2 separate regions of the Mus musculus genome follow, and region 1 is linked to region 2. A link is a loop called in an ENCODE intact Hi-C map of the cell type or tissue named here. Cell type or tissue: heart. All regions are shown on one strand. Region 1 has its middle 2.9 kb from the start of Gm40323. Region 2 overlaps Ncor2 (nuclear receptor co-repressor 2).

The links. A loop is a pair of places that touch in the nucleus more often than their neighbours do. Peaks named below come from ENCODE experiments on the same cell type or tissue, not always from the same donor. Only the 100,000 strongest peaks of a DNase experiment are listed, where the experiment ranks them.
Region 1: it touches region 2 in a loop (20-fold over the local background); 1 of 42 quality-filtered maps calls a loop at or near these places.

Annotation. Positions count from the first base shown.
Region 1 is chr5:125,357,060-125,359,559 of GRCm38, forward strand. No RefSeq gene overlaps it. Among named protein-coding and RNA genes, the nearest start is that of Gm40323, 2.9 kb to the right of the region's middle. In heart, no CTCF peak of the experiment used is centred here; a DNase peak (open chromatin) is centred at 1,392; H3K27ac peaks cover 681 bases.
Region 2 is chr5:125,039,383-125,041,882 of GRCm38, forward strand. It overlaps Ncor2 (nuclear receptor co-repressor 2), which reads right to left. Exons shown (of 47, transcript NM_011424.3): 23 at 2,414-2,500. Among named protein-coding and RNA genes, the nearest start is that of Rflna, 37 kb to the left of the region's middle. In heart, no CTCF peak of the experiment used is centred here; DNase peaks (open chromatin) are centred at 179 and 999; H3K27ac peaks cover 868 bases.

The DNA.
Region 1 (2,500 bases), 320 kb after region 2:
GTGGGTCATGACCCTTTGGGGAGCACATCTGGTATTTTTGTCATTGGAAATATCAGATATTTACATTACAATTCACAACAGTAGCAAAATTACATTTATGAAGTAACAACATGAGGAACTGTATTAAAAGGTCACAGCTTGTTTAAGCATAGTGGTACACACCTTTAATCACTCGGGAGAGAGAGGCAGTATTAAAAGGTCACAGCTTGTTTAAGCATAGTGGTACACACCTTTAATCACTCGGGAGAGAGAGGCAGTTGGATCTCTGAGTTCGAGGCCTGGTCTACAAAGGACAGCCAAGGCTATTACACAGAGAAACACTGTCTCGAGAACACACACACACACACACACACACACACACACACACACACACAGAGCTTTAGGAAGGTTGAGAACCACTGTTTTATGTGGTGCTAGGGTCAAACCCAGGACTCAGTGCATACTAAGAAGTTTGCAGCTCAGAGTTCTAATCCCCTGGTCACTTTCTGCTGGGTTTTTTTTTTTTTTTTTTTTTTTTTTTTTTTTTTTTTTTGAGACAGGGTTTCTCTGTGTAGCCCTGGCTGTCCTGAAACTCATTTGTAGACCAGGCTGGCCTCGAACTCAGAAATCTGCCTGCCTCTGCCTCCCGAGTGCTGGGATTAAAGGCGTGCACCACCACACCCGGCTTACTTTCTGCTGTTTTAAATCCAACCTGTGCTTCTTTTTTTTTTTTTTTAATTCCAGACCCAGGGCCTCTCCATCATGTCTTGTCTTAGCTCACATTATATAGGTCTCCTTTGAAGGCTCCGGGACGGACACACACACACACACACACACACACACACACACTATGGCCGGTTCCACTCCAGTGCCTGGTTTTGTAAGTCTGAAAGGACAAGTTTTCAGGTTTTGCAGTTGAGCGAGGTTGCCCCAGCATGTCATCCCAGCCCTCAATGTTTGGAACCGCAGAAAGTTTCAGGCTAACTTGGTCAGCTAACCAGGCTGGCTGACCAGGGAGCCCCAGGGAATCTCCTGTCCACTTCCCCAGCCGTGAGATTACAAGCATGGGCCCCCATGCCTGGCTTTTAACATGAGTTGGGGGGGCGGGACAGAGGAAGCAACACAAGTCTTCATGTTTGCATAGCAAATACTTTAATGAGTAATCCCCAGAACTTAGAATCTCTGAAAGTGAAAGGAAACAGGAATACGATGGTTGGGGAGCACTCTAGAAACAGCCCCCCAACACCCCCCAGCTTCCTCTTCCTTTGATAACAGTCCTGCGGGGCTGCATCACAGATCCAATCATCCCCCATGTGCCATTGCTTCCGGCTCCCCCTCATTTGTTATCCTATGGACTTGAGAAATGAAGAAGTAAAATCAGAGCCTTACCAGCACAGGGCGCCAGGCAGAATTGAGTTCCTCTTTACAGAGCCAAACAGGAACTCTATCATTCACACCAGCAGGGGAGACATCCAGAGGTGATCCAGAGCAGAGCCATTGCTCAATGTGGTTCAATGGCAGAACTTGTTCGGAGCACGCCAGCTACTATAAGGGGCTGCAGAGAGGGCCCCGTGGTTAACAGTGCATACTGTTCTTCTAATGGTTGGTTTTAGAATGTGTCCAAGATCACACCACTAAATTTGCACTTAAAAAATAATAATTAGAGCCGGGTGGGTGATGGTGACACACACCTTTAATCCCAGCACTTGGGAGGCAGGGGCAGGCAGATCTCTGAGTTCGAAGCCAGCCTAGTCTATACATCAAGTTCCAAGACAGCCAGGGTTTGTTTTACACACACACACACACACACACACACACACACACACAAAACCCTGTCTTGAAAACCAATAAAACAGAGCAAAATAAAAAGTTATTACTTTATTTAAATAATTTGTTTTTTATTTTTGTGCATTGGTGTTGTGCCTGGATGTATGTCTATGTGAGGGTATGGGATCCCCTGGAACTAGAGGTAAAGCTGTCATGAGGATGCTGGGAATTGAACCTGGGTCCTCTGTAAGAACAGCCAGTGCCCTTAACCACTGAACCATCTTTTTTTGTTGTTTTTGTTTTTGTTTTTCGAGACAGGGCTTCTCTGTATAGCCCTGGCTGTCCTGGAACTCACTCTGCAGAAATCCACCTGCCTCTGCCTCCCGAGTGCTGGGATTAAAGACGTGCGCCACCATGCCCGGTTCTGAGCCATCTTTCCGATCCTGATTTATTTTATGTGTGCTTATAAGCGCCTGCATGTATATATGTACTTCGTGTGTGTCTGGTGCCCTCCAGGGCCAGAAGAGGTCCTCAGATCCCCTAGAACTGAAGTTACAGGTGATTGTGAGCCTCTGTGTGGGTGCTGGGAACCGAACTCTGGCCCTCTGCAAAAGCAACAAGTGCTCCTAACCACTGAGCCACACCTAAGTCTTAAGATGAGGGGTGGCATACACCTTTAATCCCAGCAATCAGGCGGCAGAGGCAGGGATAGCTTTGTGAGTTTGAGGCCAGCCTGGTCTATAGAGTGAGCTCC
Region 2 (2,500 bases):
AGCAGTCATTCTAGATGAGCATGGGGCAGAGGCAGTCTGTGCGCTAACCATCTACTATACTGGTCACTAGGCTGAGCTCCAGCCGGGCCTTGATGAGCCTGTAAGGTACACTGAGGACAGTGACCAGACCCGTTTGATCAGGTCTCTTCGGTCACCTGCCAAATATGGCCATGTCTGGATTGGAGCCCATGTGGCCACAAACAACAGCAAAAGGTAGCACTGTTTCGGATGTCACAGCCAGTCTGTTCCTTCACCCTCCAGATGGGAAGACTGAGGCCCCAGCTGCTGAGTGCAGGGGAGACCTGAGAACGCAGGCAGCTGGCTCCAGCCCATGGCCTGTGCCCATGGCTGTGCCACAAGGCTCAGGTCCCCTGTGACTTTCAGGTGTTGAACACCCAGAGACAGGCCAGCACTCACTGAGGCTTCACAAGCTCTGGCTTTAGCTGCCATCTGTTCTGAGCTGCAAGCCTTGGCTGGGGAATCACAACCCTGAATGATACTGGCCCTGACCTTGGAACAGAAACTGACAGCTAAGGGTTTCCCGGATCACCTCCATACAGTCCTAGGCTGTCCTCCAGGAAAGCTGGAGCCCCAGCAGAGGCCCAAGTGGTACACTCCACATCTCTCCTTTACGGGAGACCAAACTCCCCCTAAACTCATGCCCCGGAGAGGTGGTGACCCACCAAAGTAACCTGAGTGGTATTCACGTTCTCAACCTACAGGGCTTGCTCTGAACCAGGAAGTTCAAACACCTGGTGCGGTGGCCCAGTGTATACCTTGGCTGCCCCATCCAGCTTGGCTCTGGAGAACTAGGGACAGAGAGGAAGTCTCAGGCTGGAAGGAAATGGGGTCAGACTCAGCCAATGCAGGCAGGTGGCTGAGAGCCAGGACAGACAACCTGTTCCTCCAGCCGGGCCTGGGGATCCCAAGGGACCTGCCTGGCCTGGAAGCTCCCTGTTGGAGCCAGGACAGAGAAGGCTGGCTTCCTGCATGCTGGGTTCATGTGTCCCCTGGGGAGCAGAACTGTGGCCAGACCACGTGAGAGACAGAGCCTGCCGCCAGGTGCAATGTTCCCCAGGGAGGAGTCTAGGAAACAACGTAGCACTGGCCACAAGGATGGGCCCAGAACCAGCCTCAGGGACCACTGACTGCTGGCTCTTTTCCCAGGGACTGGGGCCTAGGGCCCAACCCAGCAAGACCTGGCTGGCCCTGGGTGGCTCCAGCCCTGCTCAGCCACAGCTGCCTGGCCAGAGCCAGACCAGCGCCTTTCCCCTTCCCTAACTGTCATCCCAGGCTGTCATCTTGAGTCCGGGTGGCTTCTCACAGCACACTGTGTTCTATATACCTGGCCCCTTAAAGCCCACCCTTACTGTAGTATGCACCAAACCCAGCTCCAACAAGACACCCCTGCCCTCATGCTCCAGGGGTCATCGCTATGTCCCTATGTCCCACTGGCTTGGCCTCAGGAACAAACTCAAGCCTCCCCTTCCTCCCACTTCCAAGGCCACCTGTCAAGTTCAGGCTGCCCTAGAGCTGTTGGGAGGAGCACCTCAGCCCGCCTCCCACCCCTGCCCTACTCCCTTCTGCCCTTTCTCAACAAGAATCAGACACTGATTTTTTTTCCCCCAAGACGCTAATCTGATGACATGCCCCTCCCAAAGCAAACTGTCACTCAAAGCTACTATCCTCCTTAGCTACACAATTTCCTCCCCATTTCCCTCTTTGACCTCCTCCCCCACTCCCAGTCCGTGAAGGGCCTTTCCCCATCACCTCCTCTCCTCACCAGATCCTTGTCGGACACACAGCCCACTTGTGCCTGCCCTACACCCGCCCCGCCCCACTTGTTTCCCACTAAGTTAAGAGTAAGATGTAACTGGAGTTGTGAGTGCTTTATCTCTCTCTGACAACCCTAGCGCTCAGAAGCACTGATGTGCAAATACCACGGGGCCCTGGCAGGTGCTGCCCACTACCTGCACAGGAGGCTCTGGGCTGCCGATGAAGGGGTGTCGACAGTGGGCAGGCCATGCTTTAGCCAGGGAAAGGCTAGCCCGGGCAGCTCAGGTCAGTCCTGCTGTTGTTCTAAGACAGTGGACTGCACTGCACCCTCAGGGAACCCAAAGATCACATGGGACCTGATTCACACAGGAGAAGCTGGCTACGTGTATGTTTGCACGCGCGCGCGCGCATACACACACACACACACACACACACACTCATACCACACCCCAACACTAGATTGCCTCTGGTTTCTCAAGAAGCCCCCCAGCTGGAGGCGCTTCTGCAGCTGTGGTTGAGCCCTGTCATCTGCTGCCGTAACAATGTATCCTCCCAGCCTGGCCCATATTGCCAAGGAACCCCAACAGAGAAGAGGGCTGCCTCTCACTCCCACTGCATCCCTGTGCCCAACACTCACCCTCTTTCTCGGCAGGAGGCACTGGGCTGCGGGACTTGCCACGTGGACTTCCTCCCGACTGCTGAGACACGTCACCCTCTGGCTGTA